2 separate regions of the Homo sapiens genome follow, and region 1 is linked to region 2. Evidence: chromatin loops called from intact Hi-C (ENCODE). Cell type or tissue: ascending aorta. All regions are shown on one strand. Links, peaks and the distances in the headings refer to the core of each region. The heading gives the core; the rest is flanking DNA.

Region 1 (8,347 bases), core at 324-8,323, 54 kb after region 2:
TCTGTCTCTCTGCTTTTATCTTGTGATCTCTGCACATGCTGGTTCCTCTTGGCCTTCCAGCATGAGTGAGAGCAGCCTGAAGCCCTCACTGGAAGCAGACGTTAGTGCCATTCTTCTTTTACAGCCTGCAGGACTGTGAGTCGAATAAATATATTTTCTTTATAAATTACCCAGCCTCAAGTATTCATTTACAGCAACACAAATGGACCAAGACAGTACCACATACTTGCATTTTATAATTCCCACTTATAGCTATTTTTCTTGCTTCATCACATGGGAAAATTTTAATACTATACGGGTCTTAGAATGTGTAGATTAAAACTGTGAGGATATTCAGCTAAAATGCAAAGAATTCTCATATTCATTAAGGCAATGTCAGTATAAATGGGCTTAAATATTACTTTAAATGATTTCAATGCTTTTTGAGCATATTGGACATCTAGAAAACAAAAGACCAGACTCATTTTGTGAGCAACCATGTTCCCCCAAATTCCAGGATACTAAAAAGAGAAAAAACAGTTTGTCCAGAGCTGTACTGCACTAATATAAAGCAATGTATTTAGCCAGAATCCTGATAAAGTAATGTGAATGATGTTATACTTAAATATTTTGTAGGGAAAAGAAAAATATGAATTGCTATTTTAATACATAATGCTAGAATTCATCATAGGCAGGAAATCATTTTATAACTGGAAATAAATTTGTAAGTACTACTGAATGTGAGCTTAAACTCTGATATACAGAAGATGATGAAAACACAAAGAGATAGCTGAATTCTCTATATAGTTAATCAATAAAAATGTACAGGAGTGAGGAGAGAAGGGAGTAAAGAGGTGGATGGAAAATCACGGAGAGAGTTGACAATAAACCCATAGCAAGAGCCTGACACTTTGGAAAAAGTTAACCAGTAAAAAATTCCAAATGGTGACAAAATCAAAGGGCATATGTAAACAGCCTTTAATAAAAGTCACATTTTACATCCCAGGGTCACAACTGTTAGCTATGTGACATCTGCTGTAACTGTGTGCTTTAGTTTCTTCATGTGAAGATATGTGTGTGGGATGGGGCTGAAAAGTTTGAAGTTAATACTTCCTGGCTTCCTCACAGAATGGTGTTTGAAATTTCCCAACCAAATTTGTGAAGGGAGGGACCACCTTTGTACGAGAACTCCAATCGATTTTTATCAGCATAAAATAGAATTCCTGCATTCTTAACTGTAAAAATGGGATTCACATAACATTTAGGAAAATTTCAATACTTCAGGATATGTCTGAAACAGTTTTTAAATTTTACATGTTTTAATTCATATTATTTCTCAATATTGAATTTAACATTCTTAATTTGGTGGCAATTTAAATGTTTAAAAATCTGCCATATTTTCTATATGCATTAGAAATAATTTGAAAATTTGCAAGGAGATTTTAATAAGGTATATTACATGATAATAAACAATAAATTTAGGGATGTATTCACAGTAATGTTCTAATTGTCTGAGTATCCTCAAATTCACTCTGAAACAAAAAGAAACTACAGAATGTATCTGAGTAACCAAAAGAGATTTTATGAAGCCCATGCCTTGAAATCTCATGTCCTTTCCTCATTGAAGGGCCCTCAAGACACCTATCAAGGACTATTAACTTTAATTATGTACACATCTAATAAGCTTGATTATTGGCATTACCTTCCCAGAGCAAATATAACCATTTTAAAGGAAACTGTAAAGAGCAGGCTCAAGAGCTTGGAAACCATAGCTGGCTGGATCCATTCAGTGTAAAGCACTGTATCTCCTCCATTCATCTGCACCTCTGCTTCAAAGCCCCATAGGGCAGAACTACTTTCTTAAAATATAACAAATTCGGCCAGGCCTGGGGGCTTATGCCTGTAATCCCAGCACTTTGGGAAGCCAAGGCGGGTGGATCATCTGAGGTCAGGAGTTCGAGACCAGCCTGGCCAACAGGGTGAAACCCCGCCGCTACTAAAAATACAAAAATTAGCTGCTCATGGTGACTGGCGCCGGTTAGCTGGGAGGCTGAGGCAGGAGAATCGCTTGAACCTGGGAGGTGGAGGTTGCAGTGAGCGAAGATTGCATCATTGCACTCCAGCCTAGGTGACAAGGCAAGGCTCCATCTCAAAATAAATAAATTAAATAAATAAATAAATAAATAATTTTTAAAAGTAACAAATTCAATTATTTAAATACTCTGTGGAGATCGCAACTAATGAAATATAAGGAAATAATCACTGTGACACTGTAATTTTCCATGTTAATTCTCCAAATAGATTTATGCAATTTATTATTCCAGCCCCAGCTACTTATTAGAATTGTTCCTATTTAGGTTCTTAAGAGATGAAAGAATGGTTGGTGCTAAATTAAAAATAAACGTTCTATACTTTTTTTGTTTGTTTGTTTTTTAAGAGACGGGTCTTGGTCTGTTGTCCAGGCTGGAGTGCAGTGACGTGATTATAGCGATTATAGCTCACTGCAGCCTGGAACTCCTGGGCTCAAAAGATCCTCCCATTCAGCTGCCTGATTTAGTTTATACACACAAGTTAGGTTGAGAAAGAAGAAAAGTGGCTTTACAGTGCAGAACTTTTGGTTAAGTGTTTGTTATTTTTTGAATTCTTGCTTAATGTGACAACGAGTTTTTTCCCCTATGTTCATAGGTTATAATTAGACTTAACTGGTTTTTCCATCCTTTTCTGAATGTTATAATAAAAAAAAATCTATCTAGAAACATGCTGAAACTATTTTAGTTTGAATACGTGATAGAAACTCTATATCTTTTTCATATTATTTTTTATATCTATCTTACTTTTCCTGAACTCCAGTCCAATGGATGGCAATTTCCACTTGACTCTCCGTCATAGTAATCTTAACATTTCCAAATTTTAACTGACCAATCCATCCAACTCACCCCCTTCTTCCAGTGACTCATGATATTTTCCCAGTCTCTGTCAACATTTTCCAGTTTATCTAAATTTTTGGAGCCACTGTCACTCATCCCAGTTTCCCTCGGTGTCTCCCTCTATATCTAATCAGTCATTATACTCTTTAGTAATTTTTTAGGGAAACTTAAACAATTTTTTCGCCCCACTGCCTTTGTTGTAGTTTTAGCTGCTCACAATTGGAAGGTTTTTATTGACTCAACCCCATACTAGCTCATTCAGACTGCAACTAGGCATCTCTCCTGGACTCTGCTGCCATTTTATTTTGTAAGCACTTCTTAAATAAAGTGAGATCTCAAAAGCTTCCAATGTTCTAAGTCACCTATGTGGCCTCTTGTGTTCTCCATAGTCAAATCATACCTTAACATAGGATCTTATTTTATCTCTCTCTTATAAAATATGAAAACTCACCTTAGCAGTTTCAATTTTACACAGGTTCCTTCTGTCCTGAGTAGCCATTCTTCTTGAACTGTATCTGTTGGAACCACAGTTCTAATACATTTTTTTCAAGGCTTGGCTCACAACTAAAGCCTTCTACATGATTCTGTGGCCATTGTACCACATTACTCATCCTTTCCTACTCTGAACTTCTGTAGAACTAACTGCTTTATCACATACGTCACATTTTCTTTGAAAGGCCTTATTTTTATAGTTCAGGATACAATACAAACTACTTGAGGCAGGGACATGCCTAAATGAATATGACAATAATACCAATCATATAACACTTATTGAGCTCTTATTATATTTGTCCTAAGAATATATATTATCTATTTATGTCTTACAAAACTCAGTAAGATGTTATAATTATTACCATTTCATAGATGAAGAGATGAGACACAAAGAGGTTTAGTAGTGTTTACAAGGTAATACAAACACTGAGTGGCAGAAGCTACATTTAAATACAAGGTGTCTGACTTCTTTGCTTCTGCTCTAAACTATGACCTTAGGTTATGTTCTTATCTCCCATGTGCACAAAACAGATCTCAACATAAAAGACATGTTCCTCAAAATAGTTTTATAAAATGAATCAAAATCTGGAAAGAATCAATAGTCAGTATTCTTTACATGTCTTTTATATTAAACTGCCTCTCACAATGAAACACCTTAAAATATCTGGGATTTGCCACTAACTTTGCTTCTTCACATCCTTACTCTTCCTTTCAGCTATATGAATAATTTTTCAATAGCCCAAACGATTTTCTTACTATACATTTAATGAAACCAGTAAAGCTAAAACATTCTGAGTGCTCAGCAGTGACAGTGTCAGTAAGCAATTAATCTCCAACAGTTCACCTACCATGTTATGACTATTGGAGCTCAATTCAGCTCCTCGCATGACCCTACTTCCTAATTCTCTCCTGGAAAAGAAAGTCTGTAAGCCAAAAACAGAGCATCAAGAAAATAGTAAGAAAAACTGATGGAGATAGAAACGAGTTTTTCATCTATAAAAAAAGGATGAGCATATTTTTCATAGAAAAAACCAATTCTGATCTTGTAACTTTTTTGATTGGTTACTTTTCAGCTTGCCTCATTTTCACCCTCTGCAAAATAGGTTTAACAGTATTTGTGCATTAGAGGACATTGTAGGACTTAATTAAAGCTTATAAAACATAGAGGGAACCTTTCTGTAATTACCTTGCCACTCACCTTTGTCATTTATCTTTCCTCAAGGGGGTCGTTTCTTTTATCCATTGTAATACAGAAGAAAACCACAGAACATCATGTGATGCCATTGTAGAAAAGGATTTTATGCAGCTGTAAATAAGTAGCAACATAAGGCAATACTTGGAAAGATAAAATTCCAGCATATATAAGCTGCAAAAATAAAGCATCAGACTTTGTCACTGTGTCAGCTTCTACTCTTAGCCGACTGGAGTCTATTCTCAAATGAACACTGCCAGAGTGATCCTTTAAAAATATAAGACCAATACTCTCATTCTTCTCAAACTCCTCATAGTTTCCCATCTTTGTGAGAATAAAAGCCAACGAATTTACAAGAAGTCACCTACAAGAATTTTCATTCTTTGGCCCTCTCTTTTTTCTCTAACCTCACATCCTATTCCCTCCCAAATCATACTGGCTTCCTTGCCAGGCATGTGCCTGTCTCATGGATTCTGCCTGGCTCCTTTTCTAAATCTCAAGTGCTCTTTAGACAAATCTCTGCATGATTCATTTATTTATTATTATTATTATTTTCATCATCATCATCATCATCATTATTTTGAGCCAGAGTCTCGCTCTGTCTCCCCGGCTGGAGTGCAGTGGCGCATCTCCGCTTACTGCAAGCCCTGCCTCCCGGATTCACGCCATTCCCCTGCCTCAGCCTCCCACGTAGCTGGGACTACAGGCACCCGCCACCACGCCCAGCTAATTTTTTGTATTTTTTTTTAGTAGAGACGGGGTTTCAAGGTGTTAGCTAGGATGGTCTAGATCTCCTGATCTCGTGATCCGCCTGCCTTGGCCTCCCAAAGTGCTGGGATTACAGGCGTGAGTCACCACACCTGGCCGATGCATTTATTCTATCTCTCCTTCAGATTTTCACACTAATGGCACTTTGTTAGTGAGGTCTCTTTTGAGCATCCTATTGACAATGGTACCCTGACCTTTGCCCTCTTTAATGTTCTTCCCTGCTAGAATTTTTCCATAATCTTTATCACCATATGACAGGCTATAGATTTAAATTGTTTGTTGATTGCTTGTTTCTCCTTACTAGTTTGTACGCTCCATGTGCATAGGAATATTGAGTTGTTTTATTTACAGATTTATTCTCAGTACCTGGAAAACTGCTGTCACAAAGTTGGTTTACTGAGGTAAATATTTATTGAATAAATAAATGAGCTAAAAAAAATTCAAATCTGAAAATGAAAATGAGGCAGTATGAAACATAGTCAAGCAACAATTTTCTACAAGAGTAAAAATGTCCAGGTGTATTTACAGATAACATTTTTCATTTTACATGTATTATGTGTTGCTATATTAAAAGTCATATGATTAAGCTATTAAATAATTTAATATTTATTCATAATATTTGGATATTTGAGCTCTTTATTACTAGAAATATATATTAGAAGTTCTACCTTTGTTTAGAGTTCCTTTTCTCTTACTTTGTTAAAAGGACACTCATTCCCTAGTGTCACATAAAACTTTTTTGTCAGATTTTTTCTTAAGGTAACATACTCTTTGGTAAAAGTCAATTACTTATCAAAACTAATCTGCTGTCTATTGTTTTTATTGGATATCTGTGGCCAGGGAGCAGAAGGAAAAGGATATTTTATTTCCCCTTTTATTCGTTTTTCAATTTACAACCATCTGGCATAAACCTGAAACTTGTGGCAGGGGTCCCATTAAAAAGAGGAATACAAAAACATGAGCCAGGGTTATTTTCGTAACTGAAGATTGAGACTATATTCACATATTTATGGCGCCTTTGTTGAAAGATCTAGTATGATTACATATTTCAGAAATCTGACTTTAGGCTTTGTCATGACTTACAAAATGAGGCAGACATTTGTGACTTGTCCATAAGAATAGATTATTAAATGGGGACTCTATTACTTAATAATTAAGGGTATAGGTATGAAATTTAAAACTTGGATTTTTTTTTCTGCCACATTCTATCTAGCTGTGTGCCTATAGGCACTTTAGGATATTCTTATATAAATGGGGATCATAAGGCCACTTCCTCAAAGGGTTGATTTGCTGATTACATGAGAATAATGCATGTAAAACAATTAGCACTGTTCATGGATCTTCTAATTTTTCCATAAATGTGTGCTATTATTACTTGAGGAGAAAACATAGTTTTAGTCATAGAGTGAGGTCACAGAGCTATAAATACTTTGAATTACATGCTCATTCTGCGTGTGGATCCAAATGTTAATACTGAAAGGAATTTTAAGCAGTAAATAGGTTGCATTTTGACTTAAAATGTTAAAAGGCTGGCATGGTGGCTCACACCTGTAACTCCAGCACTTTGGGAGGCTGAGACGGGTGGATCACCTGAGATCAGGAGTTTGAGACTAGCCTGGCCAACATGGTGAAACCCCATCTCTAGTAAAAATACAACTAAATAAATAAATAAATAAAAATAGCAGGGTATGGTGGCGGGCGCCTGTAGTCCCAGATACTCCAGAGGCTGAGGCAGGAGAATGGCTTGAACCTGGGAGGCGGAGGTTGCAGTGAGCTGAGATTGCGCCATTGCACTCCAGCCTGGGCTACAGAGGAAGACTCTCACTCAAAAAAAAAAAAAAAAAGAAAAAAGAAAAAAGATAAAAGAAAAGAAAATTTAAAAGGCTGTAAGTAAATGCCATATACTAAAAACCAGAAAAAGCAGAATAATCTACAAAATTATACTTTTGAGCTTATCTGAGAGCTAAGCTTGCAGGGAGGCCAGAGGGACTGAATTTCAGAGAGTACCAAACACCTCTGAGGAGAAATGGAGCCACATAAAATGTTTCAACTTTGGTAGAGAATATAAAAAGAGGTAGAAACCATCAAAGCAAAAAGAAAAAAAGCCTGTACTTTTACCAAATTATTAAAAGCCAAGTGTGAACTATTGTGCCAGTTTAAAAACCCTACGGACACCTAGGCAAAAAGGAATATCTATTCTGAGGATTAATAACCTGCGGATATGTTAATTTATAGAATAAAGGAAAATTAAGGTGGAAATAGAATTAAGGTCGCTAAGCAGCGGACCTCAAAATGGGAAAATAATCCAGATTATTTGTGTGGACTTGATGTAAGAATAAAGTTGAATATGGAAGGAGAGGGGCCAGAGTCAGAAAGACATTTGAAGATGCAACACTGGGGGCTTGAAGTTGCAGAAAGAAGCTATCGTATTAGGATTACAAGTGATATCTCAAAGCTGGAAAAAGCAAAGCAATTAGTTATTTCCCACAGACTCCATAAAGTTCATTAATCTTGCCACTACATGAATTTTCATCCAGTGAAACTTCTAAAACATAGAACACTTAAGACAATAACTTTGTGCTCTTTAAAGTCAGTTTACGTGTTCGGTAATTTGTTACAGTATCAATAGACAACTGATACAAATATTAAGACTGATGATGCCACACGTGTACCAAGAGGACAGAAATAGGCTAATTCCTTAATTGTTATTATTATTATTTGGAGATGGGGCCTTGCTATTTTACCTAGGCTGATCTGAAATTCCTGAGCTCAAGCGATCTTCCCGCCTCAGCTCTCATAATGAGGCTTTCTGGGAAAATCAACACAAACTTCTAGAGCAAGAAGTGATTGGCTTTGGTGTTTTATTCTGATTATGCGGTGGAGCTAGGGTTTTCCTGCATGAGCTGGGGCTTCCTTGATTTGAGCTTCCTGCCCACAACAAATAAGGGAGTTGATCACCTGAAATTTCTTTTTTATCTTTTCTTTTCTT
Region 2 (8,347 bases), core at 45-8,044:
TGAATGTAAGCAGTAAAATGTATTTTTTTGTTTCTCTGTTTGAAGCCATTGAATCTGGGATGAGTTGATACACAGTGATGAATAAGTGATATCATAATCAATTAGATAATTAAAACTGGGTTATTTGTTGGAAAGGAAAAGTATTAAGATCTTATTCAAGGTCACCTAAGAGATAGTGAAGCTGAGTTCTGAAAGATGGGCAAGATGAAGAGTGTGAATGTTGGAGCTGGGAATGGGAATCGAGCAGGCAGTATATCATTAAAAGTAGAATAAATAGCATGAGCTGGAGTGGGGGTGCGGAGGCCCAAATTTAAGAAACTAAAAGAAGTGAAAAGAGGCCTATATGACTGTGGATTAGTTGCCAAGCAGGATAGTTGGAGAAATGAGGCCAGTGAAAATCTTACTCCACAAACATTTACTGAGTAAATTGTGAGGGGAGTCTTATTTGGTACAGCGAGAGAGATGTAAGTTAAACGGCATGGTCATGTCCCTAAAGAAGTACATTATAGTAGCACAGTGATAGGAGAAGGATAGATATGTTTTGACATAATATAATACAAACCTGAGTGAAATAAGTAGTTTGCCATAACTTCTAAGAGCTTTAATAGTATAGAAGACAGAAGCAATTTATCACATGACTATGAGACTGTCTCGGCTGTAGCCTTTTACTCCAGACTCAAGGGCCTAGCCACTGAGCCAACTACTCCTATGGTAGATATAGCCCCTAATTCTGCACAAAGAAACAACGATTTACATGATGTATAAGCTATTGTTGTTTTTGTCTAACCAAAAAATTTGTTAACCAGGAAAAAATAACCTAGGGTTATGGAAATCTTTTTAGAGTTACACAGTTCTAGGAATCTGAGCAATTACTCAGTTAAAATCTTTCATTTTATAAATGAGGAAGCATCCCAAAAAAGGTGAACTGATCTGCATAAGGTTTTCATGCTTGATGATGATGGCACTCAGGGTGCAAACCAGGTCACTTGAACTCTAGTTCTGTGCTTTTACTAAGACTTCATCTGTTGGTTATGTAGCTGCCTCAAACTTGAGAGGTACTTGGTCAGGTACAGATATGGTTTGGCTGTGTCTCCACCCAAATCTCATCTTGAATTGTAACTCCCACATACTCCATGTGTCATGGGAGGGACCTAGTGGGAGGCAACTGAATCATGAGGATGGGTTTTTCCCATGCTGTTCTTGTGATATAGTGAATAAGTCTCACGAGATCCAATGGTTTCTATAAAGGGTAGTTTCCCTGTACACGCTCTCCTGCCTGCTGCCACGTAAGATGTGCTTTTGCTCCTCCTTCACCTTCCGTCATGACTGTGAGGCCACCCCAGCCATGTGGAACCATGATTCCATTAAACCTCTTTTACTTCATAAATTACCCAGTCTTGGGTATTTCTTTATAGCAGTATGAAAATTCACTAATACAGTTACTTCTCACTAATCTTTAAAAGCAGGCTTGCCTTATTAAGCTTATATTTGAAAATGTCATTAAGACTTAAGTCACTCTTATGCCCAATTTTTGGCATGCAGTTAACAGTTAATAGGGTGGTTAACAATGAACTTTTTCTTGTGTATGTATATTCCTATTTCCTTTAAGCTCTCCTAACCAGACTGATTTAGGGGGAATTTGGAAATCCCATCACGTTCAGGTGATATGACTTTAGCTGTTGGAGGCCTCTTTGGCCAATGTTCAATATATTGAGACACCTTTTCTAAATGCTTTACATATGCCATTTAAAATTTATAACTCACAGGAAGAAAAAAAAGACACAAATATATTTTCAATGCCCAATTTTTTCTCAGTATCCTATGGAGTATTTTCTGTTTAGCTTCCACTAAACAGCAGATGTAGCTGAATAATATCAGATAGGAAAATAATCCATAACTACCACTGTTGGCATTTGGGCATTTTCCTGGGCCATTTTTCAATGGCAGAACTGGCCAGGCAGTGTTGACAAGGTTACATTTCAACTATAAAAAAACTATGTCAGCATCAGAATCACATTTTTATTTGTTGCTCTAAGTATGGACATTTATTGTCCTTCTTAGTTACTAAATCTTAGAGAGTTTTTATATCCTAAAAAGATCTTTGAAGGAGAAAGCTTTCTTGGTGTACTTCATACAAGGCTGTCAATTTTTTTCCGATTCTGTTCATGCAAAACATAATGCATGAAAGGATAAGAGAATCGAGATAAGGGAAAATGCCAGCAGAAAATTATCTCTTTCTACATATACTTGTACTTGCTGACTGTCAATAAGGATCTGTATTATATCTTTCCTTTGTCTACCTTGTTATGTCTAACATTCCAATGCAACAGAAATGGGATGAAGGATAGCCTGGCTTGAAGACCTTTTCAAAATTACAAAGTCCTGAAAGTCATCTCATTCAGACAGATAGATGTAGACAATACCCTGCTTTCAGTGAAATTGATGCATACAGCCCTGAATGCAAAAATGGATATTGAGCAACAAAGAAAGAAATGTGATATTTCACATTTGAAGCTTTCACATGGCTTTTGTGCTTTGTGGAAGTTCTGAATTCATTATAAAACATATTCTTTAAAAATCAACTCAGAGAGCTGCCAAGGGATAATTTAGGGCAGGGGAAAAAATGAAAACACTGTGGTTTAGAGTTTAAACAATACCTCATTTTCAAATAAAATGTCTGTAGTAAATTGCAGATTGAAAAGGAAAATGATTATATTCTGTGATTGAGCTTCTCAGGCCGCAGTGTTTTTGTGATAAGAAGGGGCATCCACATAAAACATAAATGAAGGCTGAAGGTGTATGTAATCATACAGTCTTCTATTTGAGGATGTTTTGTGTGTATTGGTTTGTGTGCGTGTATGTCTGTGTCTGTACCTATGTGTATGTATTTCAGAGGCAGCGTTTTAATTGCCTCTACAGCTTCCCTTATCAACCTATCTGGATCCAATTGTACTAACATTTTGCTCACCTTTCAACTTCTTTAATGTTTCTCCCTGGTTTGAAACAACATAAATTTGGCTTCCTCATCAAGAAGCTCATTTAGCTGCAGCTTGATTGCAAGTAATTTGCCCTAAGTAGCTCCATCTTTTAATTGTCTGTGCCTTTTTGCAATCTATAAACTGTTAACTTCAGGCAGGCCATTTTGTCTTACTATTTTTTCCTTAGAAAAGCATATCTAATATTCCCCATATCCTTTGGCTTTAGGCATTCCTCACCATATGAACAGAAGGGATAGGATTTTCATGTAGTTTTAATTGATTTAAAAAATAAATTCACAACCTTTTGATATCTGGAAAGAGGTAAATCAAATATGATCCACAAAAGTTAATGTTGTGTCTTTTGTTATTTTTAAGAGAAGAGATAAGAAGAAAAAGGGAACATTGGTTTCTGTGGCTACTAAAAACAATAGTAAGATAGTTCTCACAGAGATCAAAAACTGTAAAAGGAAGAGTTTTTTTCAATATGTTTAGATATTCCCCAGATTCTTGTTTTATTCTGAGAATAAGGAATATATCCTAAAGAAAAATATTCTGTCCTTTCTGAACTGGCATCATTTTCTCTAGTAAAGACATAAAATCTGACATCTTTGTATCCAGGTTTGCTCAAGTCCATGCATAAAATATCCTTTTCAGAAAAATCTCATTGAAACCCTATAAGATACTGTTTTCAAATTACTTCTTACAACTAATCTTTTACCTAATGTGTATCACAAATATGTTAGATTAGCTGTATATTCAGGGATGATCCATTTCAAACAAATAAACTATATATTTTTCTGATCTATACTTTTAATTATTCCAAAGCTAACTGATAAAACATATAATATCCTATCTTCCCCTAAATATGAAGAGCAATTAGGGTGTTTTCATTTACTTATCACACAATAAGTAAATTTTTGGTAAGTAACATATACTCTCATTTCTCTTTGCTCTTGAAACAAGTGAACATTTCTACTTCATCCTTACTTTTGAGGTCATAGATGGACATTTCAAATGTTTGAATTATGCAGTTTTGAAAAAAACAAAAATAATAAACAGAAGACATGTCACTAGTGTGAATCTTATTGCAGAAGATTAAGGATCTAGGAATTAGCATATTAGCATTTTACATACATCTAAAGTTAGGTAATTGAATAGCCATTAAATTAACCATTTCCTGCCACATTATGTATAAAAAGAAAAATGTAAATTGAAAGAAATATCACTGGTTAAAAAGTTTTTATCTATGTTAAGAGATTCAGTTGACCAAATCAGAGCAATTTGTTTCAGATGTATATTGTTAAAGATCAGCTAAGTCAGAATAAACCAGTTTACTTTAATTCTTTTGGTCCTAACCGGTAGGTAAAAAATCCTTGAGAGTTTCATTTCTTTTCCTTTTTTTTTTAGTCAGTCTCACTGTCTCCCAGGCTGGAGTGCAGTGGTGTGATCATAGCTCACTGCAGCCTTGACCTCCCAGCTGCAAGTGATCCTCTTACCTCAGCCTCCCGAGTAGATGGGACTGTAAGTGCGCTCCACGATGTCTGGTTAATTTTTTAAATTTTTTTTGTAGAGTTGGGGTCTCCCTATGTCACCCAGACTGATCTTGAACTCTTGGGCTGAACTGATTCTCCCTTCTTGGCCTCACAAAATGTTGGGATTACAGGAGTAAGTCACTGTGCCTGGCTGTTTCATTTTTCTAAGGAGTGTTTGAAACTGTTAGCTTGACAGTCTCTGAAACTCTAATAGCATCCTTTGTTACATCAGTCTTTTACTGGTCATTTCAGATTTTTAAAAATATGTAATTTGCTTTCCTAGTTACTGAAGTGATTACTGATTTCAAAACTACGTTGATTCAGACTTGAGTTCTGAGGTACCTTTTTATCCAAGCCAGGTCTTTTTCTCTGAACATATTGCTAATCTACCTTCTACAAATTAACTTTTTTTTCTTTGTAAATTTTGGCATTAAAAATGCAAAGTTGGGGAGAGGACCACCAAGTGGATTCCATATAGTATGCTCAAAGTTATGTAAATATGCTGAATGACAGTTGTAAAGCTGGTATAGAACTTTCCTATGCAAAGATATTAGATAAAAACTTGACAACCCTTCCTTACAGTTACAGGAATATGTGGTTCTGTCCTAGGATATTTGAGTCCTTGGAAACCCAGAAACTAAAAATAAATATTATGTCCTAACATTTAAGTACATGCTCCACAGCATAGAATAGAAAAAAAAAAAAATCTAACAGTTAGAAACAGACATCATCTTGTGAAAAAAATAGGCTAGAACTCTATTCATTTTTTTATCATTCAACAACTATTTACTGAGCTCCTACTATGTGCCAGGTCCAAGGGATACAGAGATGAACATAAAAGGCAGTATCTGAAGCTTCATGAGGCAAATATTTTAGTGTGAAAAACTAAAACCAATGACTAATTACGTGATGGTAGCTTTGTTTGGATGGTTGTAAGTGGATCTCTTTAGAAAGTTGAGTTAGAGTCAGTCTCTTCAGAAGAACAACATTTAAGTTGAGGTTTGAAGTATAAGAAAGAACCAGATAAATAAGATTACTTCCGACAAAGATCAAAGGTGTACACATTGCAGTTTAATTTTGCTCTACCTTTTATAGAATCATAGGAGCCACTGTTCAGTACCACTATAACTTGTCTTTACGCCATGATCCCTTTTATTTTACTTAATTTACAAGTTTTCTTAGCTTAATTTTTTTATTCACTTATCTACTTTTTCTCTTGCTGTTTTCTTATCTTTTCTATCCAAAAATCAAACAGTAGTAGAAATTGAGCATAGTGATAATATTTGGGTTTTCACATCTCCAAATCAATGCATAATTAAAACTGTTTGCTTTTTTATTCCTAATGCCCACAAATTGCAAATGTTAGTTCAATGAGACTAGAAACCAAATCTATTGTTTTCTTTGTGGCTCCTATTACCTGCATACAGGGATGCACAGATGTCACAAAACAAAACCCATAAAAGCTTATGCTCAGTGAATAAATGTGTAAATAAGCAAATAAACAGATTTAATAAACACCATAATTAAGAAACCATGCACCTAATTTGTGACCAGGTCACAAGAAACTTATGTGTAGAATCACTGTCACTTAAAAAATACTATTTTAAGTAAATAATTCATGTTTAGAACAGATACTAGCATTTGATTTCAAATTTTCACTTTTATCCACATAGATCATCCTTCTAATCTACTGGATAGATTGAAATACTGGCAAAATAAGTTCCTGGGAGTAACGAAGCATTTTACTGGTAAGACTCACAACACAGTTATTTTTGGATAAGCATCAGAAGTTTGGGGATATTGTCTGACTATTCAAACAACTTAGATAATAAGTGGCGAACATCGTAGATCTTGTTTCTTATCAACTCTGCCCCAAATTAAAATACCAAGAATGCAATAATATTTTCCTCTGAGTCATGTATTTTTCCATTAGTTTAAGAGTCTTTTTTAGTAATATTTTTTTAATTCTGCAGCTCATGGTGGCCAGTGAAAAAGAGTCTGTGAGTCTGCACTTGATTATTAGTCTCACTTACTGTGTACAACAGCAAGGATCCTGTTTTCTTGAAAATATTTGAGACAGCCTCATGGTGAGCTGTAAAGTTATTAATGTTGCTTGATATTTGCTTTGACAGCTGCTCTGTACTCTCTTTAATCATCTTCATCGTGGTCTATAGCTCTTTTTTCCTTCCATTTCACTTTTGCCTGTGCTGCTTAGAGAGGAAGATGCATGCAGAAAAACTGATAGATCCCCCTCCCCTCACATTTTCCCAGATCTTTCTATTCTACAAGTTTAAATTCATTCCATCATTCAGACATTTATTTATTCAGTAAGTATGTATTTGACTTCTGTCATATTCAAGACCTTAGATGAGGTTCTGGGGATATAGAGATTAGCAACAGGTAATTTATGCTTTTAATAAATTTATCTTTTAATAGGCCAGCTAAGATAGCATCATGACAAGGTAGTTGCCTGTGACAAGACCCATAACACAGAGACTTAAAAATGTGGGCTTAGAGTCAAGTAGATACAGATTTGGATCTTGATTTCTCTACTTACTAGCTAAGTGACAGTATACGGGCTATTAAGCTCCTAAATACCTACTCCCAGATATCCTCAAACTTTAATTGTCTTATCTGTAAAATGGGAGTAATATTGTACCTTCTTCATGAGGATTCAATAAATATAAGGCCTAAGTCACAATGACACTTTCATGAGGTAAATATTTCCCTTTTCCTTACGCCCCTTAGTCATCATTTTATAGAACAAACAACTTAGACGAGAAATTCAGTCATTTGTTCAGTCACTCAGCTAGGAATGAGCGAGCAAAATTAAAAACACAGATTAGCTTGCCAACAGACTATAGGCTTTGTAAGGAGAAATGGCACTTCAGTTTAACTCATGCTACATTCGCGTGCACAGGGTAGTTAGTCCCTGGCGTCTACTAGGTTGTTGAACGAATTTCTCCACATTCATGTTTCTTCAGCAACCCATGCTGATTCTTGGTAGGGATTAAACCTAATGACAAGTAAAAGACTCTGCGATTTGTATATTAAGTAGTAGAGACTTTGAGTAGGGATGTAGAAACTTAACTGTGTTGTTCATAACATATTTGAAAGGAAAGAGACTGGCTGGGAAAAGCAATATGGAAGATTTCTCAATGTATACAGAAGACAGAAAATGAAGCTTTGGAGTAGGAGAGAGTAATGGAGATGAATAGGATTGATTAGATGGGGGGATGGAGGTGGTGATAATGTTCTTTTTCCTGATGGCTGATAGAATAATAATATTGTTAAAAGAACGTGTACTCTTTTAAAACAACAACAACAATAATAAGCAAGCAGTGCAGGCAGGAGAAAGAAGCAAAGAATTTTTGTGGAACTGAAAGTAAAAAATTTTGCCTTTTAACGTGTTGACTTTTTAATATCTACACATATTTGGGAAGAAGTTGGAAATAAAGTACTGGAGCTCAGGAGAATGGTAAGGTTGTAGATGCAAATTTGAATGTTTCCAGTATAGAGGTGTTATTTGTAAATTTATAAAATTACTAATGGAGTTTACCTCTTTCCTGTACAGGCTAATTATTTATTTCTTTAGGTTAAGTCATATCTCAAAAGAGATATAATTTCATGAAAGTCTTGGCTGAACATTTTTCCTTGGTTAAAAAATAGATGTAATATTTAAGTATGTTTATGAAATTCAAAAACATTTCATTTACTTGTAAGCACTAAAAATCAAGGCTGAATCTCTCATTTAAACAAATAATTAACTCTGGAAATAATAGTTTCAACATTCTAATAAATGGACTTACAAATTATGCTTTTCTGATGTGGACTTTA

The links. A loop is a pair of places that touch in the nucleus more often than their neighbours do. Peaks named below come from ENCODE experiments on the same cell type or tissue, not always from the same donor. Only the 100,000 strongest peaks of a DNase experiment are listed, where the experiment ranks them.
Region 1: it touches region 2 in a loop (3-fold over the local background); 3 of 110 quality-filtered maps call a loop at or near these places.

What each region holds. Positions count from the first base shown.
Region 1 is chr3:104,493,552-104,501,898 of GRCh38, reverse strand. No RefSeq gene overlaps it. Among named protein-coding and RNA genes, the nearest start is that of ALCAM, 870 kb to the left of the region's middle. In ascending aorta, for the core only: no CTCF peak of the experiment used is centred there; no DNase peak of the experiment used is centred there; H3K4me3 peaks cover 328 bases; H3K27ac peaks cover 4,675 bases.
Region 2 is chr3:104,547,524-104,555,870 of GRCh38, reverse strand. LOC105374021 (a long non-coding RNA gene) reads left to right here. Exons shown (of 6, transcript XR_007096271.1): 1 at 1-5; 2 at 6,184-6,258. Among named protein-coding and RNA genes, the nearest start is that of ALCAM, 820 kb to the left of the region's middle. In ascending aorta, for the core only: no CTCF peak of the experiment used is centred there; no DNase peak of the experiment used is centred there; H3K4me3 peaks cover 773 bases; H3K27ac peaks cover 6,056 bases.